Regions from separate parts of the Homo sapiens genome. Here all the other regions are linked to region 2. A link is a contact called in ENCODE Hi-C or POLR2A ChIA-PET data. All regions are on one chromosome and are shown on one strand. Each heading gives the region's core, a stretch centred on a gene start or an enhancer-like site at or near the end of the contact. The rest is flanking DNA. Distances are from core to core; before and after follow the strand shown. Region 1 holds the start of LINC02257 (long intergenic non-protein coding RNA 2257). Region 2 has its middle 9.4 kb from the start of TRT-TGT2-1. Region 3 overlaps LINC01705 (long intergenic non-protein coding RNA 1705).

Region 1 (3,156 bases), core at 157-2,656, 480 kb after region 2:
GATACCTAGGGCTCTATTTTATGAAGCAGCCACCTGGTGGCAGGAATTTTAGAAGGAATATCTCTAAACTTCATTAAAACCTTTTAAGGTAGGTATTATTTTACTCATTTTAAAAGATGGGACAGGTGACACTCAGAGAGACTAAATAACTTGACTAGAACCCACAGCTGGCCAATGATAACACCAAGTTTGGGCTCCATAGGATATGGTGTCTCAGGGTACCATGTGGTCTCTACTGAAGGAAAAAAAGAGCTGAAGCCTGAGCTCAGAAAAGCTACAAAAATGTATAGGCACAGGAGGGAGACAAAAGTCAGAAAATATTTAGCAGAAAAGTTAGGTTAGGGAGAGAGAGAGGCTGGGGAGCAGAAAAGTGCAAGGTAGTAGGAGTCTGAGAAAGAATTCTGGGGAAGCAATTTTGGTCTGTATCTGCCTATTTTCATGTAATTTCTTATCATACTACCTTTGTACTTAATTACTCCAATTTTGTTGAGAAAAGCAAGCTAGATGAGCCTCATTTGCTTTAATTCTTCTTTACTATGTTGTTGACTGTTTTGAAGGCATGTTTTAAAAAATCACTCTGTGCTGCTTTCTATTTAATTCTTTATTTGATTGTTTGATCCCACTGGAAATACTCACTGTAGGTGTCACTCAGAATATGTTCTCACTGAATTATCTGCTGGACTACCTTAGAAAAAAACAAATTTACCCAAGTTGGATTCTGCATCTCCCTTTCCCATGACCTGCCCCTTCCATTACCCAATAAGCGTATGCGCATATACTTAACCACCCACACTCCCAACCACACATACACACACACACACACACACACGCCATGATGTATCAGATGTCTCCATGTCTATTACTCTTTAGTAATAAAGGACATCAATTCTTCCAAACCCTTGGCTTTCATTTAGAGATTTCAATTGTTATATAGTAGATATTGAATAAGATGCCATCATCATCATAGGTGTCAGGCCTCTGAGCCCAAGCCAAGCCATCGCATCCCCTGTGACTTGCATGTATACGCCCAGATGGCCTGAAGTAACTGAAGAATCACAAAAGAAGTGAATACGCCCTGCCCCCACCTTAACTGATGACATTCCACCACAAAAGAAGTGTAAATGGTCGGTCCTTGCCTTAAGTGATGACATTACCTTGAAGTCCTTTTCCTAGCTCATCCTGGCTCAAAAAGCACCCCCACTGAGCACCTTGCGACCCCCACTCCTGCCCACCAGAGAACAAACCCCCTTTAACTATAATTTTCCTTTACCTACCCAAATCCTATAAAACGGCCCCACCCTTATCTCGCTTCACTGACTCTCTTTTCGGACTCAGCCCGCCTGCACCCAGGTGAAATAAACAGCCATGTTGCTCACACAAAGCCTGTTTGGTGGTCTCTTCACACAGATGCACATGAAATTTGGTGCCGTGACTCGGATTGGGGGACCTCCCTTGGGAGATCAATCCCCTGTACTCCTGTTCTTTGCTCCGTGAGAAAGATCCACCTATGACCCTCAGGTCCTCAGACCGACTAGCCCAAGGAACATCTCACCAATTTTAAATCAGGTAAGCAGCCTCTTCTTACTCTCTTCTCCAACCTCTCTCACTGTCCCTCAACCACTTTATCCTTTCCACTCTTCAATCTCTCCCTTCTCTTAATTTCAATTCCTTTCATTTTCTGGGAGAGACAAAGGAGACACGTTTTATCCGTGGACCCAAAACTCTGGCGCGGGTCACGGACTGGGAAGGCAGCCTTCCCTTGGTGTTTAATCATTGCAGGGACACCTCTCTGATTATACACCCATGTTTCAAGGGTGTCAGACCACGCAGGGACGCCTGCCTTGGTCCTTCACCCTTAGCGGCAAGTCCCGCTTTTCTGGGGAAGGGGCAAGTACCCCAGCCCCTTCTCTCCATGTCTCTACCCCTTCTCTGCTTTTCTGGGAGAGGGGCAAGTACCCTCAACCCATTCTCCTTCACCCTTACTGGCAAGTCCCACTTTTCTAGGAGGGGGGCAAGTACCCCTCAACCCCTTCTCCTTCACCCTTAGCGGCAAGTCCTGCTTTTCTATGGGGCAAGAACCACCAATCCCTTATTTCCATGCCCCAACCTCTTATCTCTGTGCCCCAATCCCTTATTCCTGTGCCCCAACCTATCTCTGCACCCCAATCCCTTATTTCCGTGCCCCAACCTCTTATATCTTTGTACCCCAATCCCTTATTTCCACACCCTGACCTCTTATCTCTGCACCCCAACCCCTTTTCCCACTTTTCTGGAAGGTAAGAACCCCCAAACCCTTCCCTCCATTTCTCTACTCTCTCTTTTCTCTAGGCTTGCTTCCTTCACTATGGGAACCTTCCACCCTCCATTCCTCCTCCTACTCCCTTGGCCTGTGTTCTCAAAAACTTAAAACCTCTTCAACTCACACCTGACCTAAAACCTAAATGCCTTATTTTCTTCTGCAATACCGCTTGACCCCAATACAAACTCGACAGTAGTTCCAAATAGCCAGAAAATGGCACTTTGAATTTTTCAATCCTGCAAAATCTAAATAATTCTTGTAAAATAGGCAAACGGTCTGAGGTGCCTGACGTCCAGGCATTCTTTTACACATCAGTCCCTTCCTAGCCTCTGTGCCCAGTGCAACTCATCCCAAATCTTCCTTCTTTCCCTCCCGCCTGTCCCCTCAGTACCAACCCCAAGCATCGCTGAGTCTTTCTAATCTTCCTTTTCTACAGACCCATCTGACCTCTCCCTTCCTCCCCAGGCTGCTCCTCGCCAGGCCGAGCTAGGTCCCAATTCTTCCTCAGCCTCTGCTCCTCCACCCTACAATCTTTTTATCACCTCCCCTCCTCACACCTGGTCCGGCTTACAGTTTCGTTCCGTGACTAGCCCTCCCCCACCTGCCCAGCAATTTACTCTTAAAAAGGTGGCTGGAGCCAAAGGCATAGTCAAGGTTAATGCTCCTTTTTCTTTATCCCAAATCAGAAGCGTTTAGGCTCTTTTTCATCAAATATAAAAACCCAGCCCAGTTCATGGCTCGTTTGGCAGCAACCCTGAGACACTTTACAGCCCTAGACCCTAAAAGGTCAAAAGGCCATCTTATTCTCAAAATACATTTTATTACCCAATCTGCTCCCGACATTAAATAAAACTCCA
Region 2 (3,049 bases), core at 361-2,860:
GGAAGACCTCAGGAAACTTACAATTATGGCAGAAGGCAAATGGGGAGCAGATATGTCTTCACGGTAGGAGCAGGAGCAAAAGAGAAAGAGAAGGGAGGTGCCACATACTTTTAAACAACCAGATCTCATGAGAACTCAGTATCTTGAGGACAGTACCAAGGGGGAAATCTGCCCCCATGATCCAATCCCACCTCACACCAGGCCCCACCTCCAACATTGGGGATTACATGAGATTTGGGTGGGGACACAGATCCAAACCATGGCAAAAAGCTACCCAAGTGATTTTAATGTGCAGCCAGAGTTGAGTACCATTGCTCTGACAAAATTTTTTATCTTATATATGAACAAGAAGAGACTTCAAGAGCTTAAGTAACTGACCCCAAATAAAGGCCATACAGTCAATTACTGGCCAAGACTCTGGCCCGCTCTATTCCCCTATTGGAAAACCTCCACAGCAGTCACACTTTGGGTCAATTTCTTACAGAGGATAGCTACAGTCTTTATGTCTTTAAATCTAAATCTAGATATATTATTTGAATAGTGCTAGCATACTCTGGCAGAACTTTTGAGAGTGAGGACTGTTCCAGAACTATCTGTGCTATGTGACCTCAGGATCTGGAGGTGGTGACAGGCTCAGATTTTACAGTCAGGAAAGTCTGGTTTCAAATGGTAGTTCAGCCACTGACAGCTCTGCACCCTTGGCCAAGTTACTTGGCATCTCTGATCTTCAGTTTCCTTGTAATGTGAATGTTTTGTCAACACAGACTGGTTTCTTGGTTGTGAAGACTAAATAAGATAAGGCCATAAAAGTCTCAGCACGTAATTAGTGCCTTTTAGGAAGCCGATGACTTATCCATTAGCTGGTGGTGCAATTTTACCTTTTAAATGATAGCAGTACTAGTAATTATTACTGTTGTTGTTCTTCTTATATTCCATGTATTTGCCTTCCAGATAGGTGGTTCTTAAGCAGAGGTGATTTTGTACCCCCAGGAAACATTTGGCAATGTCTATAGGTATTTTGATTGTTATAACAGGGGTGGAGGTTTGGGGACAGTGGTGGGGTGCCAGTGACACCAGTGGGTAGAGGCCAAGGATACTACTAAATGCTCATAATGCGCAGGCAGCCTCCCAACAACAAAGACCTATCTGACCCGATGGTGCGAAGGTCAAGAGACTCTGCTGTAGATATCTGTAAGTAATTGGGAGCTTGAGGGCCCAGAGCCACTGGGTGGTGACAGGATGATAATTCTCAATTTTTGCTATTGTGTGGCAAGGGGGCAATGTGTTTAGGGGGTTGCAAACAGCTCCATGTCTACTCTCAATCACCACAGAGGAAGGACTTTCCAACTCTTTACATATGAGTTGCTGTGGTAACCGGTAAGTAATAACCCTGGGGTTTATACTCCTTAGAGGTGCTGTGAGGATAATCTTGCACCTAAAGTTTAGAAACACTGGTATCAAAGCCTAAAGAAGACAAGACGATTGCATCAGATCCCACAGGAGGGCTGTCTTTCTCCATGCTTGTGTTTTGGGCCCCTGGGGGTTGCATCAGCCTCCTCACTCATGAGCTCATCATTTATAAATGACAGCCGCCAAAGTCGGGAAGTATGAAACAGTTGCCAAATGGAGAACTTGCTCAGCTTTCTTGCTGGAGCCCTGTGTCTTAACTTACTTATATTAAAAAATAAAAGGAGCACAATTCTGCTAGGCAAGCTCTGCTATGTGAGAAGGGAAGAATACATGCAGAACTTCTCGTTGAGAGCACAGAACATTTTCGTGTCTGTCGAGATCACCGTGGTTGCTGAACGTGGCCGCTGTTGAGCAAGTGGTCAGTAGGTGGCGCTAAGTCATCGCCGAGAGGACGCTCCTGTCCTAGACCTGAGTTACTGTCAGTCTTGGAGCGCGCACACCCCAGAGTGAAAAATATAGTAACAGGAAAGATTTAGTTCTTAAAATAAGTCAGCAGCTCAGCGAAGCAGATACTACCTCGGCAGGTACATTTTCTTTCTTGAACTGATGGAAAAGGGCATTTACTGCCTACAGGCTTCTGGCTACAGAAATCAAACAATCAAAATATTCAATTAAATGAAACCAGCAGCAGGCCTGGCCCCAGAAGAGAATGAGAACCAGCTGGGCTCAGCCCTATGTCTGGGATCCGGTACCGACGTTCCTCTGTACTGACACGTCCGGAGCCAATGTCGAGTCACGAGTCACCCAGGCACGGTTTTCTCTCTCCAGTGAAGGCTTTGGGTGCTGAGATGTGCAGTTGTAACGTGTAGCATGGAGACCATTTTAGTGATCTAGCTGGCTCTTCTTAAATTATGGGAGTCCTGGCCGTACATGTAGGTGAGGACGCCACCTTTCCCACCTACGTGAGAAGGTAGGAGAGTGGAGATCCCTTGAGGCGCTGGAACAGGAGTGTTGTCATGGTGATGGGGCCAGTCACAGGGCTCACCAGTCCCTTTGGCGGAGTCTCTGCCTCAATTGTAAGGGAATTTGGAATCACTGGATCAGATGCAAGTTCACAGTCATGTTGCCACTTTTTTCCACAATCTATAGCCCCCACCGTGAAAGCTCCAGTGGGTCATGCTTTAGAAAGGGGAGGGAGGTAAAGAGTGGGTGGGGGGCTTTGAATCCAATAGTCCTGTATCCCAGCTCTGCCACCAGTGAGCTCTGTGACCTTGCAAATGCCATTTTGCTTAAGCTTCAAAGCTCTCCTCTGTAAAATATGCATAGAATGGGCAGGAGGGCTGCCAATGAGCTGCTTGAAATGAGTTCACATCTCTTGGAAGCAGAGAAAGCTTACAACTAAAGTGGCCAGACAGCCATATGTGATCTTAGAAGAACTGTTGAACCCAGAGAGAGGCCTCGAAAATGGAGATGGGCAAATGCCATTCCCACCATGCGAATCCCTTTCCCATTTTTGCTTGTGGCTGCCCAGACTCGGTCCCTACCCACGCTTAATAAATTCTTACAATTTATTCTCCTGCCCTTCAGCTTGACTTGTAATAATGTAATGATGGCTATCAGGGTTGGAACAGCAAGCACG
Region 3 (3,197 bases), core at 436-2,935, 410 kb after region 2:
TTTTTGGATATTTCTGTATCTGATATTTATTAAATCATGATACTTCAATTAAAACTTCCAACTTAGAATCCTGTTACATTGAAATATTTGAAGAGTGCATTAGCGTCCACCAGAAAAGGTATGTTTCCTCTGCATTACTCATTAGTCCCTGGATTATCTTGCTATTTTGCCTCTAGGTTTGAGACGGAGTCTTGCTCTGTCTCCAGGCTGGAGTGCAGTGGTGTGATCTCGGCTTACTGAAACCTCCACCTCCCAGGGTCAAGTGATTCTCCTGCCTCAGCCTCCCGAGTAGCTGGGAGTACAGGTGCCTGCCACCATGCCCAGCTAATTTTTGTATTTTTAGTAGAGATGGGGTTTCACCGTGTTGGCCAGGATGCTCTCTATCTCTTGACCTTGTGATCTGCCCGCCTCAGCCTCCCAAAGTGCTGGGATTACAGGCGTGAGCCACCGGGCCCCATCTCCTCTATAGTTTTTTTGTGGGGCCCATCAGAGACTGAATTCTCCACATGGTCTATGGGTGAAACAAAATCTGGAGGCTACTTCTCTAATTTGAGAGGACACCTGTAGATATGAGAGCCCACAATACTGTTCTTCCCATCTATGGCACCCGGGTTTTCCTCTCTCCCATTGTGTTACACATTTATCTGGTTCGACATGAAGCTCCTGAACCAGACTCTATTTCAAGATGCCAGGGAGCTTGCGGGTATGTGTAGTCCACTGGAAAGAGCCCTAATAATTCTGCCTTCAAGTCCCAGTCTAGCAAAGTCATTGGTCCTTACTTTCCTCAGCTTCAAATGAAGGAGTCATGCCTTGTAACTCCCAAGATCCTCTTCTATTCTGATATTCTGGCTTTCATTATCTTGAATTCCATTGTTAGATTGAATTGACCTGTCAGCTTAGAAACAATGATTGGCACAACATCCATATTCAGAGACAGCCTCAGTCTGACTGTCTGGTCTTTGTCGGCACAACGCGGTAGGCAAATCTCAACCTGTGAGTCTTCTTTTAGAGACCTTAAAACAATCTTGAAAAAAAAATAGCAATGATGTAAGTCCGAGAAGTAGGGCCCCTTTACAAATAGCAACGCTGTGGGTTCATACAAACAGATCTGATGTAGCTCCTATTTTAATTGAATCACCCACTTGGCAACTGAACAACAACAATAAACTGCTTGTTGCTGGCTTATGTCTCTGTCAGAAAAAAACAGTGTTCACTCTCAAAGGCTTCTGGGCCTTTGCTTTATTAAGAAACTTGATAAATATAGTTCAGTAAGTCTGTGGTCCATCTCAGATTTATAGCCAGCTTGCTAATCTAACCAGATAGGATCTCAGGGCAGAAAAACATATGCCTGGTTTTTGTTTTGATGAGACAAAACCCCCAAAATGGGAAGTCCATGTTCTCCTGACTCAGTCTCCCAGGTCTGAGTGCCTGCCCTGCTGTAGCTGGGCTGCCACCCCAGGCCTTCCCCCTCCTGCCCAGCCTGCGGCTGCTTCTGTCCTTCCTGCAGCTGCCCAGACCTTTGCTCATGTGTGCAACCTTTTCAGAGGCCTGTTGACAGGTTTGAAAATAAAGCAGGCGATGTAAAGAACACGCAAGTCATAGATATATGAAAATCAAGCAGTTTGGCTCTACGGAGCGGGATTAGTGAGGATCAGCTGTGCAGCCAGCCTGCTCCTGGGAGGGAGGCCGAGGAGGCTGCCTGAGGCTGGGGCGCTGGGGCACTCTCTGCCTCAGCTGTGCAGCTGCAGCTCTGGGCCATCTCTGTCTATTCTCAGACACTCCTAAGCTGTCCCAGAATGCCAGGGCACATAGGCTGCCAAATTGCCCAGGTGGGTCCAATAGTAGTTGATAATGTGGTGCTTGGGAAGGGACCTTTCCTGTCCCCACACGGTGAGGGGCAGGGCTTCTGCTGGGGCAAGAGACCTGAGACTGGAAGCTGAAGTGGGAAGGGCAGAGAGAAGACCCATTAGGGGCAAACAACCCTCAGGGGACACTGGTAGCTTTGCACAGTGTCAGACTGTACTTGTAGATATTGGGGGAAAGAGTAAAATAACTATGATCTGAGAGTGATACTCAGGAACTCTGATGTAAACGTGAGGTGATGATACTCACACCCTGGAGATGGGGCATCTGCTTCTCTTTCTATTTTCCTACTTTTTTTCTGCTGTTTATTCATATTGTTTTGCAAAATAATTATTCTGCATCCAAAAGTCCATGAGACAGCAACTTCTATTTCTTTATGCAAATACGTCAATACCTCTCTGGGAAAAATAAATAAAATAAAAGGTTCTGAGTATTGGGAACCATGCTCTGAAAAGTATCCCAATGATATGATAGGAACAGCATGAGTACCCTGCAGTGACAGCTGATTCACATGGGGGACTCACAGGCATCTCATTTTAAAAATGAACTGACTCTTCTGTAGACCCTGCAGCCTACCCACAACTTGGTGTCCTCACCTCCATCCCTGTCCCCGTGCTGTTGAGCTTGTTCCCTCCAGGTTCAGGGTGGCTGTCTGGTCCAGTCTGACCAAGCCCCCTTCTAGAATAGGCACTGGAATTTGAGAGATTACAGAAATGAGCTTGGGACCTTTAGACTTTTCACCAGATGGAAAATTTGCAAACATGTTTTTCTCTATAACCAGGTTGAGTGATCACACTGTCATTACTAGACTGCCAACTTCATCAAAATATTAATAATTGTCTTAAAAAGCTGATGAAACCAGAATAGTCTGAAAATAGGGATGGAAGATGATTCTCATGGAAAAGAGAAGGCTGAGTGGTCTGAGTGGTTACAATGTGAGCTCCAGTCTTAGAGAGTCCAGGAACTAGAGAGAGACACGGAATGTACACTGATGGAATCGAGAAAATGTCGCAAGTGAATGCAAAGACTAACCCAGAGAGGTTACTTGAGGACCTGCCTTTTCTCCCATAATATGTGCTATGATTCAGTCAAACTAAGCCACAAGATATTCCTTTAATTATCCTGTGCATTCCTCTCTTTGCTCAAATGTTCCCTTTTCCAGGAATAAAATTCCCACAGTACCATTAACCTCCAACATTTCTTGAGGAATTTCTTTGTGACAATGTACTGAAGGCTTGTGCGTCACATCAACTATCTCATTTAATCCTCGTAACCACGTTATGAAGTAGGTGTTAACATGAGCTCTGTCTTGCAGCTGCAGAAATTATGACGTA

What was found. A loop is a pair of places that touch in the nucleus more often than their neighbours do. ChIA-PET counts read pairs that join two places held with the same protein, here RNA polymerase II (POLR2A). Pooled maps may share reads with other maps.
Region 1: a map of mammary epithelial cell shows a loop between it and region 2 (24-fold over the local background). The contact joins the promoter of LINC02257 here to the enhancer-like site in region 2. A Hi-C loop is called at or near these places in 4 of 168 maps with a recorded cell type or tissue (HCT116, PC-9, mammary epithelial cell and 1 more), 1 of 37 single-sample maps with no recorded cell type and 8 of 50 pooled maps. POLR2A ChIA-PET finds 5 or more read pairs at or near these places in 1 of 52 experiments (PC-9).
Region 3: a map of IMR-90 shows a loop between it and region 2 (4-fold over the local background). The contact joins two enhancer-like sites. A Hi-C loop is called at or near these places in 2 of 168 maps with a recorded cell type or tissue (IMR-90 and psoas muscle) and 6 of 50 pooled maps. POLR2A ChIA-PET finds 5 or more read pairs at or near these places in 1 of 52 experiments (AG04450).

The regions. Positions count from the first base shown.
Region 1 is chr1:221,976,770-221,979,925 of GRCh38, reverse strand. LINC02257 (long intergenic non-protein coding RNA 2257) reads left to right here and starts at 1,406. Exons shown (of 4, transcript NR_149057.1): 1 at 1,406-1,566. The region is part of intron 1 of LINC02474 (long intergenic non-protein coding RNA 2474); the gene reads right to left. RefSeq lists an enhancer at 649-1,391.
Region 2 is chr1:222,454,097-222,457,145 of GRCh38, reverse strand. No RefSeq gene overlaps it. Among named protein-coding and RNA genes, the nearest start is that of TRT-TGT2-1, 9.4 kb to the left of the region's middle. RefSeq lists an enhancer at 1,712-1,761. Within about 2 kb of position 1,610, at least 10 of the 41 ENCODE cell types and tissues checked have a DNase peak (open chromatin) inside an H3K27ac peak, as active enhancers do; they include mammary epithelial cell and psoas muscle, where a contact is called at or near this core.
Region 3 is chr1:222,042,104-222,045,300 of GRCh38, reverse strand. All of the region lies in intron 2 of LINC01705 (long intergenic non-protein coding RNA 1705), which reads left to right. Among named protein-coding and RNA genes, the nearest start is that of LINC01705, 16 kb to the left of the region's middle. Within about 2 kb of position 1,685, at least 5 of the 41 ENCODE cell types and tissues checked have a DNase peak (open chromatin) inside an H3K27ac peak, as active enhancers do; they include psoas muscle, where a contact is called at or near this core.